Linked DNA regions of Homo sapiens: region 1 is linked to region 2. A link is an interaction called in ENCODE POLR2A ChIA-PET data of the cell type or tissue named here. Cell type or tissue: Panc1. All regions are shown on one strand. Links, peaks and the distances in the headings refer to the core of each region. The heading gives the core; the rest is flanking DNA.

Region 1 (8,000 bases), core at 1-8,000, 56 kb after region 2:
GTATGATCTAGGAAGGCAAAGCTCCATCTGTCTTGTCCAATGCTCCCCATACATCTACAGCACATGCTCAAGCAATATTCGTGAAATGAACAAAATCTGAGGCTAGCCCCTCAGAAGCCTTTGTATCACAATAGTACTAGAGACAAGAGACAAGAAGAATCTTCTTTGGTTATTTTTTAAAGAAGCACATAAATAATGCCATCTCTGGGAACACCACAGCCCCACCTGAAGGCTGAGTCTAAGCAATATGGCCTCTTCAGCTTCCCTCCTCTAAGCCCCATTCCCAATTTGACACTAAGTAACAACTACACTTATAGTGTAGTTCCCATAGTGTAAATGAGGTATTGCAAATTCAAAAGCCTAAAGAGGCCAATCAAATGATGAAGATGCATGAGGGCAGCTAGGATAAGGAAAACAGACACTCAGCATTTGGGTCAGGATGCCACAAAGATGATAACTGTGCGGGAGGACAGTGTGAGCACTGCCCAAGGAGGGGCTGCGGGTCAGCCCCAACCCTCAGGTCAGAAGCAATGAGGGCCTTGGGTTAACGGAGCTGCTAAATTTTTCAAGAGTGACTTGAAACTCAGAATTCTTAATAGGAAATCTTAAGTTTTGTATGTTAGCACCTACACTGGGAAGACCAAAGAAAACAGATGTGGGAATTATATTCGTTCTTTGGGCCACTGAACTACATTAAATAAAATCATATGCTCATGTGGCCCAGCCTGATCCACCAAGTCAAATGTGGACTTTAATTCTCACTGCCAGCCAAAACACTGTTGCAGTCAGAATTATTAAAGGATGATCCACATTCTCTAATCATCCCCCTCATTTCTGAAAAATCCTTTTCAGGAGCTGGATAAACTAACTACTTTGACCTGTTTCCTATAAGAGAAATAGCAGTGCCTGGCTTGGGTTAGAGACCTAAAATGTGTAAGTCAACACTAACAAAAACAAACTACATCAATAAAAACACCACTAAACATTTGCCACACTTTCATTTCACAAAGTGTTTTCAAGCCCATCCTGAAAATGAGGAAATCAGCCAGGAGACTTGGTGAAGTTCGTTCATCCACCTACAACAAAACCAGCCGCTCAGCACAGGTGTTCCAACCATCATCAGTTTCAGGCAGAGGCAGGCATTCCCTCCAAGTCTCCTGAGTATGCCTAACTATGGATTTTGTCCCTCAAAATTCTACATTCTAGATTAACAGGACACCTGGGGTCTCAGCAAATTTAATCTTACACTATATTGTAATATGCAATTTCATAAGAAAAGGAGGTATTTTTACTTACCTGTAATTTTGAAAGATCTTCTGTATAATTTTTATCAGCTAAAGAATCAGATGATATTACGACGTGAACCCATGGATAAATTAAGCCATAATGACTACAGGCATTTATCTAAAACATAAAAGAATTTCTCATAAACAAAATATAACAACAAAAGCTTGCTTATCCATTCCACAAAGAGCAAAGCAATCATTAATTCTCTGCCATGTCATAGAATTAGGTATATACTTTCCTGGGAATGGGAAGGAAAGTTTTTAAGAATTTTTCCCCTGGAAAATATTTCAGTCTTGCTTGCTTCTACACTAAATATTTCCTTATATTTTAAAATGTAAATACTCCAAAGAGGCACTTTCTAGCAAAAAGAGCAATACTGCATTTAAGCCAATTATACCTAAAAAGAATATTGGAAATAATTTTTATTAATACTACTTTCTTTAGAAGGCAAAATATCTTTCATAAATTCTCAAGACAATCCCCAAGAAGCCCTGCTTATTCAAGAAGCTGGTAACTTCTCCACTTAACCCTCCATTAGCCATGGCTAATGAGCTAGGACAGAAATGGGCTAGGAGCAAGAACGGTAGCAAGAAGGGTAGAAAGAGTTGTTACTGGCTGCCTCAAGTGCCACAGAACAGCTCCTGTATGTGCAACAGACAGGAAATGGGGGCCCACTAAGGCAGTCTCCCTCCCACAGCCTTCTGCAGTTCCTCTCCCACCAAGGAGGTCTGCAGATGTCTTCTCTCTTATGTTCCACTTAATGATCCTCTGCTGAGGAAGGACAGATGAGGTGATGTTCTGGAAGAAGTCCCTTTCTCCATGCTTTGGCAACTGAGCTACCACTGCAATTAAGTGAGGGACATTAATAAGTAGAGGACATTCTTTAGAGTACAAAATTATTTAAAATGTAGGCCACTTCAGTTAAAGACAAATTTTAAGTGTATTTTTAACTCCTGCATAAATAAGATACCTGGTAATAGAAAACTAGGTTAGATTTTATAATAAGTTATTAAAAATAAGGTATGTTTTTGTAATGGGCAATGCATGAGTTAAATTTAAGGTATTATTCCATTATCTTACCAGATCCTCCGATGTTCGCAATGGTGTGGTGTCAGGAGGCTGCCTCTTAGACAATCTCCAGATGTACTGTGATGTGAGTTTGAAAAAGAGTTCCTGAAGTACCACATCTGGGAGACATGCCACTAGCTGAGCTTCCCAAAAGTCTACCAAGAGCTGAGGAATTGTATCTTCATCCTTAGCACAAAGCACCTTAAAAACAGTAAAAGGAGCCTCTATATTCCAGATAAATATAGCACTGATAAAGCGACAGCTGGGCTGAATATCACAGCATCACATGGGCCACGCAATCAATAATTTACCATTAGCATTAGCGCCATGGCAAAAGCAAATTTAGACATTTTTAAAAGGAAACAGATTCTAGGATGTACAAATAAAGTTTCTACAGATATAGTCTTTTAATTAGTACTTTTATCTTATAAACTGATTATGTATGTCTGTTTTTTCAATAAACAAACAAATGAAAAACTCACTTCTCTTATTCTGTCCCTCCCCACCACCAATTTAATGAGGCCATCCAGAAAAATCACATTTTCAAAGTGACAAACCTTAAAAAAGGAATCTGCTTCTTCAATTCCAATTTTGTTGTTCTTCTGCAAGCCCAGAACTGAAGCCACAAGCAATCCAGGCTGAGTTTCCTTCAAGTGAAGTGCAAGCTCGGTTGGAACAATCTGTCCCTTTCTCTGTTGAATCAACAGCCGAGGTTCCAGAATGAAGCCACATACCAACTTCATCTTCAGATAAGAAAGAAATTTAGGAACAAAAGGTACATTGTATTTAGATTGTCCATTTTAGAAATACTAAACATGCTAGTGCATTCACAATGCATGGTTAAGCTATTAATAATTTAATCACAATTTTTTCTTTGACTATAAAGGCTAGTTCTTATCCAAAGGACACCACTGACTGTCTTACAGAAGTTACTAACATTTAACTAAGAATCAAGGTGTCCTATTTTTTGTAGAGAGCTTTATATTTAGGTCTACTTGATTTGAAAATGCAGTCAATTTTCTGTATTCGTGGGTTCCACACCCATGGATTCAACCAACCACAGATCAAAAATATTCGGGATGGCTGAGTGCAGTAGCTCACACCTGTAATCCCAGCACTTTGGAAGGCCAAGGAGGGCAGATCACTTGAGGTCAGGAGTTCGAGACCAGCCTGGCCAACATGGTAAAACCCCATCTCTACTAAAAATACAAAAATTAGCCAAGCATGGTGGTACACACCTGTAATCCCAGCTACTTGGGAGGCTGAGGCAGGAGAATCGCTTGAACCTGGGAGGTGGAGGTTGCAGTAAGCTGAGATTGCGCCACTGCACTCCAGCCTGGGCCACAGAACGAGGCTCTCAAAAAAAAAAAAAAAAAAAAAAAGGGTGTGGGGGAACTGCTTCTGTTCTGAACATGTACAGATTTTATTATTATTCCCTAAACAATGCAGTATTAACAACTATGTGCATAGCAGTTGACATTATATTAGGTATTATAAGTAATATAGAGATGATTTGAAGTATATTGGAGAAAGTAGATACGTTATATGCAAATACTATGCCACTTTATATAAGCAACTTTAGCTTCTGTGGATGTTGGTAACTGTAGAAGGTTCTGAAACCAATCTCCCATAAATACCAAGTGATGACTAATATATCTTAAGTTTTTTCAAAATTATGAAGATAAAATTCATTTTTCTAGAATTCTACTCTTCAAAACAGAAGACATTCCGATGTTGACTTGCTCTCCTCATCATAACAAAGCATGTCATTTGTATAGTGATAAAGCACTTACGTTCTTCCTTTTTTAGCAACCCAAGTCATACTGTGGGCTTTGGCCAGTCTGGCAAGAAAACAGTGCAGGAGCACAGATTCTGAAATCAGGCTGCCCGATTCAATTCTGGCTCTACAACTTAACTGCTGTGTGATCCTGATGAGTTACTTAACCTCTCTGTGTCTTAATTTCCTCATTTGTATAATACTCCTACCCTATAGCAGTATTAAGAATTAAATGATATATGCAAGGAGCTTAGAATAGGCCTGGTAAATAATAAGTGTTCAATTACACTACCTCCTATTTTCTTCGCTTAAATGATTAACACCTTTGGTAGTGTCCCTAAATGACCTCTTTTCCAAGGGAAAGCCTGTGTTTCTTGGTATACCATTCAAATGTCCAATCCTCTTAATCTGTGATTTTCCCAAGCGGGGGCTATTTCTGCAACTACTAGACTCCTAAAGCTCATGGCTAATATCCCCTTTGCTGTTCTTAAATACATACTACTCTGCTTTTCCAGTGCACACACCATATCCCTCATGCCAGATCACATCGTCCCCTCGGAGCAGAGCCTGTTCTTTAGTACCAAGCTCAGTGCTCTGAACGCACTTGACACTAAGTTGAAGTCTTTGTATATCCACTGCTGTCATTTATCAGTCTTATTTATTTTTCATTTGCCAGATCCGAAGTCCCATTTGGATCACTTTGTTTCTAATATTGTCTGTTTTCCATTACAACCAAGAATATATAAGCTAGAAAGAAGCCAGAAGACAGCTAAACACTTCAGGATTACCAGGTCCTATTTCAGCCTTCTGTTAGCACCGGGCAGAGCTCCATACCTCTGAATGGCTTTTCATTTCATTTCTGTGCATGTCAAGATCTCCCATTTTCAGAGCCACTGCTGCCTTGGTCAATGTCACTAAGATCGATGAAAACCCAGAAGTATCCAGCTTCCTTAGATAGCTCATGGCAGTTAAAGGATTAATATTCTTCATAGAAGGACTACAGAGAATATGGGGCACTTGCTTTGGCTCAGCCACATAAAACATCTGAACCACTTTTGCTGCTAATTCCTTTGGTGAGCACGAAGGAATAAAAGGAATAAAAGGTCAGTCAGCCAGAAGAAAGCAACAAAATCAGCAAAACATATGTGCAAAAAGCCAAGACACAAACATTCCAAGTAAGATAAAATTATAGTATTATGTTTTAATTTTAAAAAGACAAAAACTGATACTAATACATGGGAGGCCTGAGATAACCTGAAGTGATCTTTGCTGATTATAAGGAAGAAAAAGCAATGAAAATATGTACCAGGTTATGGCCAGCGTTTCTAATTTTAACACTTCAGAAGAAGAAAATAAACATTTGATTGAATGACAATAAAAATCCATCATAAAAACTACTATTTAGTTCAAAATATACCCAATTAAGTAATTTGTATGAGAAAATTTCATTTCAAAACCTTAAAACATTTGATACCACAATTTCTAATGTGGCATATTTGCATCCAACTATGTATAAAATACATGAGGGGTTATCGTTTCTTTTTTCTCTCTAAGACAGGGTTTTTCTGTATTGCCCAGCCTGGAATGCAGTGGTGTAATTGTGGCTCACTGTAGCCTCAAACTCCTGGGCTCAAGCGATCCTCCTGCCTCAGCCTCCTGAGTAGCTGGAACTACAGGTGTATGCCACCAAGCCTAGCTAATTTTTTAATTTTCTGTAGAGATGGGATCTTGCTATATTGCCTAGGCTGGTCTCAAACTTCTGGCTTCAAGTGATCCTCCCACCTCAACCTCCCAAAGTGTTGGAATTACAGATACTAGCCACTGTGCCCAGCCCTAAAAATAATCCTTAATAATGTCTTTAGGTCACTGGCCTAAGGTCAGAGTTTTATAAGTGAAGTTTAGGACACAAGGAGTAAGGGACAATTAGGGTTGCGGGAAGGACTGCAGATGAGAAGATGGAAGGCAAGGCCCGCATTCTGTGTAGCTCTACTGAGGACATGCTACTGTCACTGGGCAGGTGTTGAGACTACAACAGACCACATGTCCCTGTCTGTATAATGAGAAAGTATGAGAAGATTATCCATAAGTTCTTTTCCAAGCTATAATTCTATCTTCATTAATGAAGAAAAGGTCACATTACTTTTTTAGAAAAAGAGTATCAAAGAAGAAAAATATTTGGAATCTGACTTCTAAACAGTACTACATAAAATAAACCATTAAAATGAAATGTTAAAAATATTAGATAGAAAACAGAAAACTATAATCACTTCATTTAATTCTTCATCCAGGTTTTCATAAAGTGAATGATTAATGTAAAAGATTAATCCTCTCTCGTATTTCTGTAATCCATCCTCTACTGTCCAGTCCGTGCGGGCCAGAACTTCAGCCATAGACAAACCAGACATCTTATAGTATGGCAAGGTGAGATGAGAATGCTGGGAGTCAAGCCTAAAGGGAAGGAAATGAAAAACCTCAAATTTGTCACTTTTTTAAAGACGGGGTCTCACTATGTTGCCCAGACTGATTTCAAACTCCTGACCTCAAGTGATTATCCTACCTCAGCCTCCCAAAGTGCTGGGATTCCAGGTGTAAGCCACCATGCCTAGTCAAATTTGGAATTTTTAAACCTGGATATCTAAAACATTCTATAACAGAATATATCATGCTTTCCAGAAGATAGAAATTCCAAAATGCTTTTCTACTGCCATTAGTAACTGAAACAAACTCCTAAGTTTTATCTTACAAACTTCTAATTAATGCAGTTTCTTTTTGCCTGCTCATAATAGAAACAAAAACAACAATTTAAGTTAATTCTAATATTCATGATCGGACTCTAAAATAATGGTGTTTATAGGAGGAAAAGTCTGTTTTATTAATTTTTAACCATTCATGTGGATCAAGTAAGTCTGAAAACAATCATATGCAAAAAAATTTGTAAACATTACTCTCAAAAATAAAAACATTATTCATACCAGTGTCCCTTTCTGATATCATAAAAGCACTGACTACTGAGATCAAAATCACAGACTGTCCAACTGGCAGCTCTCCCTTAAGGTAGCAGACAATAAACTAGTCATACCTCTCTAATGATTAGAGCTGTTTAACAAGGTAGTATTTATAATCATGTATGTATTAAACTGGCTCATAGATGGTGGGAAAAAAGTCCTTCAGCTAAGCCCTTGTCAGAATGGAAAACAACCACTTTGTTTACTTTTAGGGTTTAATATGTCCAAGTGTTAACTTTACTAACAAAATATATGTTTTTAATGTCAGGGATTTTCAAAGCTTGAGAAAAATGTCAAAGTCCTAAGTTAAATGGTGGGAAAATCACAAACTTGAGACTTACTGCTCATCTTCTAAACTGTGACTCCTTGAGAGCAGGAAATGGGTCACATTCATTTTTGTATGTTTAAGCCTAGCACAGTGCCTAACAGAGTATGTGCTCAACAAATGCTTGTGGAAGAAGGGAATAAATGAACCACCTTCCCATTTATCAGGTAACTACCAGAGATGGAAAAGCTAACAAGTGTACCCAAAGTTCAAGATGACTTCTGTAACAAGGTTCCAAGAGGTGTCACCCACCTGCTGTAACAGTCCCCAAGGTGCCCACAGCTTTCCTTAAATGCTTCCAAAAGCTCTGCCTTCTCTCCAGGTTCCAGCTGACTGGCATCCATCAGGGCAGCTCGCACTAACAGATGAGCCTCACTGAGAAGGTGAATGCAGCTCTGGGTTTTGACAGTCTTATAGGTATTGCTATAGTCTACCTAAACAAAAAAGACAAACACTAATGTTGCTGAAGAGAGACTCTCAAAAGTTCCTGAGTTCTTAAAAACATTTATATATTTTGTTAGTAAAGTTAACATTTGGA
Region 2 (9,860 bases), core at 1,201-9,200:
TTGAGTAAATGACAAACTGCATATGTGATGGTGGTCCCATAAGATTATAATAACATATTTTTACTGTACATTTTCTATGTTTGCATATGTATAGATACAGAAATATCATTGTGTTACAATTGTCTATAGCATTCAGCATAGTTATAGACTGTACAGGTTTGTAGCCTAGGAGCAATAGGTATACCATATAGCCTACCTAGATGTATAGTAGGCTATATCATATAAGTCTGTGTAAGTACACTCTGTGATAGTCACACAATGACAAAATAGCCTAACAATGCATTTCTCAGAACGTATCCCTGTCATTAAGAATGACTGTAGTAAAAAGCTACATGTTTTGATTCATTTTACATAATTCTTATCCTGATTTACTAAAAGTGCACTGTTTGCAGGACACTGTGCTGTGACATATTGTCAGAGGAACAAAGGGAGCATTTAGACACGTTCTCTGCCCTCCTGGAATTTACACAATGAATGGAAAAAGGCACAGAGTTATGCACACCCTAATGCCTCCAACAATAACTGTTGACTTTTTATTTTCAGTCAGAGAAGCCTGGCAACCAAGAACTGTTTTTTTGGTGGTTTACGAGAACTTAACTGAATTGGAAAATATTTGCTTTAATGAAACAATTTACTCTTGTGCAACACTAAATTGTGTCAATCAAGCAAATAAGGAAGAAAGTCTTATTTATAAAATTGCCTGCTCCTGATTTTACTTCATTTCTTCTCAGGCTCCAAGAAGGGGAAAAAAATGAAGATTTTGATACTTGGTATTTTTCTGTTTTTATGTAGTACCCCAGCCTGGGCGAAAGAAAAGCATTATTACATTGGAATTATTGAAACGACTTGGGATTATGCCTCTGACCATGGGGAAAAGAAACTTATTTCTGTTGACACGTAAGTCACTATTTTTATTGTTTATAGACCAAAATTTTAAGTTATTTTTAAAGGATAGAGCCAATAAGATGAAATATTTTTAAAATTTCTTATATACAGAAACTGCAAAATGTGGGCTTGAAACCCAAGACACTTGAATCAATCTCCTTTATATTCCTGTATATTTTTTATTTGGTGGACTACCCTGCTTCTTTCCTGTTGTTCCTGGGGATCTGTGTTCACATCTTACTACCTCCCATGGTCGTAACTGCATCTCCGATTAGGAATCTGTCTTTTTATGTGTTTATGCAGAAGTTCTTTCATTTAAACAATTACTGTATACAATGTTATGTTTATTGCACCATTTAATGGTTATTCATGATAGGCATAAAATTTTTTTATATCTTTCAAAACATCACTTATAGAAATAAAATACAATTTTAGCAAATAAGATCCTGCCTGATATTTATTGAGAGACTCCAGACAGTTAAGTAGGTTAATCTTTCACAGCTTCAGGGTCCTAATTTGTAAAATGAGGATAATAAGCATAGCTCATAGGGTTATTTAAAGAGCGGGTGCATGTAAAGCTCTTAGTACAATGCTTGGCACATATGTGCATAAAAAAATGTCAGGTACTTATTAGGATGGTCCTCAAAAAGCTCCATGTAACTTAAATGTCTTCATTTTTCAGTTGGAAAATCCCCTTATTGAAAGCAATATTCACTACACAGTAAAACAAAAAGTTTAGTTCTCCTTGAAGTTTTTTGTACAGAAGTTTATCTATACTGAGGTCTTCACTTTTAATGATGTTAATTAAACATTAACCACCAAATGGGAACTTGGAATTCAAAATCAATATTCACTACATTAAAATGTATTTCAGTGGTAATAAAACACAAACAAGCCCAATGACCATCAGCTGCCAAGATTATATCTTTAAAAAACAGCTAAATAAGGATGCCGAAGTTTGTAATTATTGAATCTTATTGATGAGTATATACTATTTTCTTTAACATTATGTAAAGTTGAAATTTTTCACCATAAAAATAAATACATAACAGATACTAATATCCAATTATTATATTATGAATTTAATAATATACAATAAAGAAAGTTTCTGACCTGAAGATAAGTGGTTGTAAATAAAACTAATACATCTTGTAATTATTTCTTTTTTAACCTGGTTTTAAGGTGGTATTATCTTCTAAGGAATATGACATATTTTTACAGCTTCACCAGAAACATTATTTTGCATGGATTCAGTATTTTCTTGATTAAATATAATATAAATTATATGTGGTTTTTATTTCCAAGGAAAAAGTCAGACACATTAAAAAAATAAAAATACTATCCTTCTCTATGCCCCCACTCACCACCACTCTGCCATTGTTCGTGATCAAAAATCAAATCAGCTTTATCAGGCATAAACTAAGTGCAAGACATTGCCCTGAATATGCTTCAAAAAAAAATCTTTAATTCTAAAAATCAGGGAGTAGAAGAGTGAAGGAGTTTGTTTAGAATTTGGTGAATGGGGGCGGAGGAAATTCCTTTGTTTTTAATTACTCCTGTGGCCTGTCTGTGCCAGGGAAGCTACCCAATGAGTATAAGCCTGTTTACCCCATTGTGACTATATTAGTCTCTTCTTATGCTGCTAATAGAGACATACTCAAGACTGAGTAATTTATAAAGAAAAAGAGGTTTAATGGACTCACAGTTCCACATGACTGGGGAGGCCTCACAATCATGGTGGAAGGCAAAGGAGGAGCAAAGGCATGTCTTACATTGCAAACTTTCCCATACCTTCCTGTCATCTGAGCCCTCCAAGTCTCTAGGAAGTTCCAAACTTTCCCACATCTTGCTATCTTCTTCTGAGCCCTCCAAACTATTCCAGCCTCTGCCTGCTACCCAATTCCAAAGTCACTTTCACATTTTTGGGTACCTTTACAGTAGTGCCCCACTCCAGGTACCAATTTACTGTATTAGTCTGTTCTTACACTGCTAATAAAGACATACTCAAGACTGGGTAATTTATAAAGAAAAAGAGGTTTAATGAACTTACAGTTCCACATGGCTGGGAAGGCCTCACAATCATGGCAGAAGGCAAAGGAGGAGCAAAGGCACGTCTTACATGGCAGCAGCCAAGAAAGAGCTTGTGCAGGGGAACTCTCATTTATAAAACCATCAGATCTCATGAGACTTATTCACTACCATGAGAACAATATGGGGGAAACCACATCCATGATTCAGTTACCTCCACCTGGCCCCCTCCCTTGACATGTGGGGATTATTACAATTCAAGGTGAGATTTGGGTGGGGACACAGCCAAACCATATCAGTTACTTAAAAAGTATACTTAATAGAGATACTTAAGGCTCCTTAAAAGGAAAAATGGAGCATCTTCTAGTTGCAAAGTCCACCTCTCTTTTTGTTATTGTCCTGTGACTTTAACATCTCCTCTGGCTTCAACAATATGCTACAGTTTTGCAAACTCTAGGTGGGACTGCTTTCTCTGTGATTTTTTTCCCCCATATATCTTACCAGTGAATTTTGAATACAGCTTCAGCAATTTTGCCAATACTATGCTAAACTTTTTGCATAGATGTGTGCAGATAGCAACCTTTTGGTCCCTTCTTTGTCCCAGATTTGCAGCATGTTTAGCCCAGTCAGTGAAGGATGATGGAGTATCACAAGACATGGTTGGCACTTCTTATCGTATGATGACTAAAAAGGAGTGGAAATAAATGGGCTGAAGAATAAGATGTGAAAGAGTGTAATATGAATTTTAGGTAAAGAATCGAGTTTAAGCTGAATGTTGATCTTGAAGGTCTGGGATGATGAACAGGAAAATATGCATTGAGAGTACTAGTATATGCATATGCAAGTACTAGTGCTTGGTCACTAGTACCTAGAATATAGGAGACACTAAATAAATATTTCTGAATAAGTTTAAATGAGTAAATAAAAGATACATAGGAAGATAGGAAAAATCATAGACTGTATTGTAAAAACTTTTCCTTGCTCCTCATGTGGAGAGATTCATGCTATAGAACAAATCAGGTAACAGAATAAGATAGAAAAGTCACCTGAGGGGATTATATGCAGGGTTAGTGCAACTGAAAACACTGGCAGATATTAAAAGAGAAAAATGTATAGGTTTTGGGGGGGACTAAAAAAATAAAGTTTACTTCTCTGGTATTAATGCCAATAATATTTATTTCTAAAAGAGTGAAGTGGAAAATAATTTCCTTATACTCAGTACTGCTATTTACTTGGGTCAGTGCCTTATCTGTCACTTCAACACATCAGTAAGTAGTTAAAGACTTTATAAGAGATAATTCCTGATCCTAAGTTATATATATTCAAATTAAAATAAATGACATACATATAAAAACAATTAGTAAACACAATAGTGTGTTCTGGGTCCATAGTAGGCATTAGTTAATTATTTACTGAATTAATTGACTATATAATAGCAAAAATTATAGTAATTCTCTTATCTTCAGATTACTTTTTTTTCTGATGACCTCTAGGAAGCTGGAAATAAGTGAAAATTTTTTTAAGTATACGAACGGCCATCACAAAACTCTTTTATACTTGACTTCATAGGCTCTCACTCAGGCTTGGCAACTTTCTTAACATACAGTTCTTACAAACATTATTACCGGGTTTTTCATTCCATTAGAGGTTTCCAAAACAAATGGTACAGTGAAGATGTCACTATAAGCAGGCCTAATGACCAAGAAGAAATAACAGCTCAAATCCTGACCAAAAAACTAGACAACAAAGAACATTCCACCTTACGGTAATCATAATTACTATAATTATGATCTTGAGTGATCAGGATATAATAAGTATTCAATAAGTGTTCATTTCACTATTGTTATCAAAAAAGTTACTTTTTTTCCATTATATCCGCTGTTTAGGAAAACAGGGAAGCAAATAAAATATTTTTAAAGAAAAAGCTTGCACTAATGACATTCATTTTACCCCTATTAAAAGATAAACTTGGGCATATTGAAAGTTTAACAAGTTTATTCAAGCATTCAGCCACAGCAATTGGGTGCCCTAAGACCACAAGCAGTTCTGTCAATGCTCCTCTGGGCAGGGAGGAAACTTTTATAACGTATTCTCAGACTAAGAAATAGATATTAGACTGGTTAAAGTGGAGACTCCCTAGTTAGATGTTAGTTGGCGGCTTCTGATTGGTAAAGTCTCTAGTTACAGATTCGAAGTTTCATTTTACTGTTTACTACATTGAATTGGGTTTTGGTTTGCTTACGTAGGAACCCAAGGCGCTGATGTTGTCTCAGCCTAGTGGCCTCCCAAGTTATATAGCATCCCTTCAAAAATGATTTTTAAATTTTTAAATGATTCTTAAATAGGTACAATTACTAGCTAAAATTTTCTGGAAAATTTACTTTAAATGACTCATTCTCCAAGGTTGCCAAATAAAAAATAGCAAGCAATAGGGCTGGGCGTGGTGGCTCACACCTGTAATCCCAGCACTTTGGGAGGCCAAGGCAGGTGGATCACAAGGTCAGGAGTTTGAGACCAGCCTGGCCAACATGGTGAAATCCCGTCTCTACTAAAAATACAAAAATTAGCTAGGTGTGGTGGCGTGCGCCTGTAGTCCCAGCTACTCAGGAGGCCAAGGCAGGAGAGTTGCTTGAACCCAGGAGGTGGAGGTTGCAGTGAGCCGAGATCACGCCGTTACATTATAGCCTGGGCGACAGAGCAAGATTCCATCTCAAAAAAAAAAAAAAAAAAGCAAGCAATAGCTAGTGCAGTACACTTCCAAACACTTCACACAAGACAGCTTGTATGGAAGAGCTAATTAAGTGACTAACATTTCACACTGACCAAATTCCATTTATTATCAAGTTCCTATTTCTCCTGAGAACACAGACAAAAGAAAATTCACTAGGTACTGCATTCATGCTGCGCCAGTGGAGGAAGGCTGGTTAGAACCGGCAAATCACTTGAATTTGTGTTATATATACCTAGGTTGAGTCTCTGCCATATTCTTGCAGCAGTTAATTTTTGACTGTTTTCCTTATGATTCTTGTTTATGGTAGGCAGCATTTCCAAAGTGGCTCCCAGAAGAAATCCTATCCTAAATCTCCAGAACCTGTGAACAGGATGAGACATCACTCTCATGATTTATGTTTTAGTCAGTGAGATTATCTGAAGAGTCCACACACTGAAGCTGACTTGAAGATGAAAGGGGCCACCTAGGAGGGCATACGGGTGACCTTAAGAAACTGGGAGAGGCTCTCGGCCCATAGCCAGCAAGCAAACAAGGATTTTAATTCTATGACCCCACTGAACTGAATTCTGGCAATAACCCAAATGAGCTAGGCAGATTTCTCCACAGAGCCTCAGATAAGTACTCAGCTCAGCAGCCCCTTGATTTCAGCTTGGTGATGCCTGAGGCAGTGAACCCAGCCACACCATGCCAGACTCTGACCCATAGAATAGTGAGATTATAAATGGGTGTTGTTTTAACCTACTTTGTGATAATTTGTTATGCAGCAATAAAAAATATATGTCTCAATTAATGAAGTCAAAAATCCAGAAACTTTTCACCTATAATACCCAAGTTTTGGGAACCACGTCTAAGCATAAACCAAGATCACTTGAGTGAATTCTAAATTTATGGGAGGGAATAGCATTATTAATATCTTACCAAAGCAATACTAAAAAATAGTTATGCTACTATTAAAAACTCATTTCTGGGTCTAAGACTACCAGAAATTATAGGAGCGGGCTTTTCTTTTTTTAAATAAGGGGCTAAAAAGAGAGAATGTGATTGATTACTTGAAGGGAGATATGTCTACAGTAATGAGTAGAAAGGAACATACTACAGTTGTCAACAGGAAGAACTACAATTAAATGTGAATTATTTGGTTGAAAGAACAGCTATAATAGATTCTTGTGGCTGAATATCTAACTGGCAAACTTCCTGCAAGCTTCCAGTAACTGGCCCTTTGTCCTCAAGCTGTGCTGTCGAAATTAAATAGAGAGCCCCTAATGACCTTTTAATGTTTATTTGGAGACAAAGCATAAACAAATAGACTTCTCCCAAAGTGTCACACAGTGTAAAATATTTTCCAGTTTGGTTAAGACAGTTTTTTTCACAATAAAAGGCAAGATGCAAAAAGCAGTTTGCATATTGCAATGTGTATAAAAGGAATTTCAGATGTTAAAACGCCTAGATATGTTATACCTTCAGATCAATAATTTTAAAAGCAATTTTAACCCCCCCAAAAAACTTTGCCTAGAAAAATTAGTTACAAAGCCTAGGCAATATAGGTCTTGGTCTTGGTCTTAGGTATTTGTTTATGGCAATGCTCTTCCTATTTTAGGAAATGATTAATACAGGAGCATTTCAATGCAATAAAATCATTTTGACAAAGCCTGCTATAGTTTATCAAAATAGGACATGATGTATGCCAAAGTGTATTTACATTCAGAAAATATAAAGAAACATTTTATTTAAATGAAGCCTTAAGAATTTGAGGGCTAACTTTTAACTTTGGCCTATGTAAGATGTGTACCAATAGGACATGGTAAAGCATGGAGTAAAGTCTCCAAATATTATCAAATCAATCTCTCAGAAATAAAAGTGTGTTCAGACTCTTAAGAAAATTTACCCTGGGGCTTAGACAAGTCTCTGTGAGATTGATTGGTCCAGGGTTCCGGTGGGACCAGAGTGGAATTGTACCTTTGTACTGTAGACTTTGCAGCTGCAGTTGTGTACCTAACTGAAATTGCACTCTTATTGACCTCCTCTCAGTCATATGGACTGAATGACTCTCTGCTTTTAAACTTAGTAGTCTTTGATGCAACAATTTTGCTGTTGTTAAGACATATATTTATTAAGACTCTTTCTGTGCATTCCTTGCTATGGGTTTAGGGACAGAGTTCACCCCAGTGTCTTGCCCTTTTCCCATGCCTACCTGTGTCCATGAAGTCTCTCCCAATCTTTTCCTATTTTGCTTTAACAAATTGGGAAATGGCAACAAACAATTAGAAAGTGAAAACAAATAGAAAAAATGAGGGTATACTCACAGTTTTGCTGCTCCACACAGGCTGCAAATAATGACACTTTATTTTTCTAACTTCTAGCTTAGCCCTCCCACCAGGACAGGGGATGGACAGGGAAACATCATCTCAGTCATTTTTTTAGTGAATAATTTTATCTTCTTTGGGAATTCGGGTTTATACAATTCAGGAAAATTGGTATTCCCAGTGTATTGGTATATGGTAGTGACTAGGAGGAAACGCTCATCATAGAAATTCCTTGATCAATCCAGAGAATGGTGACTCTTATTTTCAACACCTGCTCACTCTGCCCAAACTCAGCCACCAGGACCATTGCCAAGTGGCCATGGTACCTGGCCCCAGCACTCAGGCTTAATCTATATAGCCTCCACCGCAGAGGTCCTGCCACTTCCAGGTATGACCTGGAAACCGAGTTTTCTACCTTTCTGTCTCATGGTATCAGGAATCCCACTGCTTCTGGGATTGGGCAGCTCTCTTAATCTTCAACCTTAGAGCCTCTTCAACACAGGTTACCCAGGGCCCCAGAGCAGACTATCTCATCAAAACACACCAGTGTGTTGGTTAATAATGCAGATACCTGGGCCCTGCCCCAGACCCACAGAATCAGAATCAATGGAGTTGTGTCCCAGGAGTTTGCATTTCACTAAGTTCATCAGTAGATTCCTGTGCATATTCAGACTTAAGAAACATCAGGCCTTAGACTTTTGAAAAACCACATCTTTAAATTCTGTAGCAGTGAAAGTCCAGAGCTCTCACACAAGCTCTGCTCTTGTCTTAAAGAAGGGAAAGAAAAATATATCTCACTTTTACCAGTGAGCTTACAACTGAGGAAACAAGACAAAACTTATTCCTCAGTCAGATTACTCGGCCCCACAAATGTTGAGTAGAAATTGGTAAAGTATCAAAGATCAATAAGATGAAAGAAGGCAACACACACACACACACACACACACACACACACACACACACACCCATGATGATGAGCAGTTTTTATTCAAATGGAAGAGCCTTGGTTGTGGAGGGGCTTGCCAAAGGCCAGAATCTAAGTGGGTCCTGCCAAATGGCAACATGATGTTGCCCATGAATAGATCCCACTGGGCTATATAAGCCTTCAGTTAAGGTTGATAACACAAGAAATTAATTCAAACCAAATTTACTTTCTTTCCATCTTTTCTTTTCCAGATTGCTATTTACCTCACTGATATTTTAAAGAAAGTTTTAAGCAACTATTAATGGACATTCACTAGAATACAAACATTCAATGTTAAGTATCTGTACTAGTGAGGGATTAAAAAACACAGGGATTATTTAAATTCAAAAGTAATTTAAAAACCACACACATTGCATGCATCAACAACTCTAGCTTTGATTTAGTGCTGTTAAAAGAAATATAAAAGAATTAATTTAGCTTTATTAATCTTACTTTAAGGAAAAAAATATATAAATATACACACACATACTTTGAAGTCTCAAATATCCAGATTGATTAATTATAAACTCAAATTTTTCCAGTAGCTAAGAGAGGTAGAAGTGAAAAAATGTCTTAATTAACTGCTTTATTTTAATATTTCAACTTAATTTTGTATTCTATTCCATTACATAATATGCCTGTGTCTTAATATAAAAATCATGGAGAAAATACTTCAGTAAGATGCACTACATTTCTATGATGCCTTCGCAGATGGTTCTCTGACATATACCTGATATGGAAAGCCTCACATCATTAAAATAACAGGGCTAACTACCAGCCCTCCACTTCAATTTTGGAGGCATCCCTACAACAGGCAAACATTCAATGTGATGTGCTCATTAATTTCTCTAATTATAATGTTATTAAATTATAATGATAATGTCATCCCTAGAAATGATGGCTTCTGATAGAGTTGTCTTGTTTTTCTTTGCAGGGAACATTCCAATAT

The links. ChIA-PET counts read pairs that join two places held together with the same protein. Peaks named below come from ENCODE experiments on the same cell type or tissue, not always from the same donor. Only the 100,000 strongest peaks of a DNase experiment are listed, where the experiment ranks them.
Region 1: POLR2A ChIA-PET joins it to region 2 with 17 read pairs; 4 of 35 experiments call an interaction of 5 or more read pairs at or near these places.

What each region holds. Positions count from the first base shown.
Region 1 is chr3:149,157,246-149,165,245 of GRCh38, reverse strand. HPS3 (HPS3 biogenesis of lysosomal organelles complex 2 subunit 1) reads right to left here. Exons shown (of 17, transcript NM_032383.5): 9 at 7,715-7,896; 10 at 6,400-6,580; 11 at 4,967-5,200; 12 at 2,913-3,098; 13 at 2,368-2,556; 14 at 1,297-1,404. It also overlaps a transcript of CP not described here. Among named protein-coding and RNA genes, the nearest start is that of HPS3, 32 kb to the right of the region's middle. In Panc1, for the core only: no CTCF peak of the experiment used is centred there; no DNase peak of the experiment used is centred there; H3K27ac peaks cover 1,087 bases.
Region 2 is chr3:149,212,684-149,222,543 of GRCh38, reverse strand. It overlaps CP (ceruloplasmin), which reads left to right and starts at 715. Exons shown (of 19, transcript NM_000096.4): 1 at 715-897; 2 at 9,846-9,860. The coding sequence starts at 752. In Panc1, for the core only: no CTCF peak of the experiment used is centred there; no DNase peak of the experiment used is centred there; H3K4me3 peaks cover 207 bases; H3K27ac peaks cover 7,960 bases.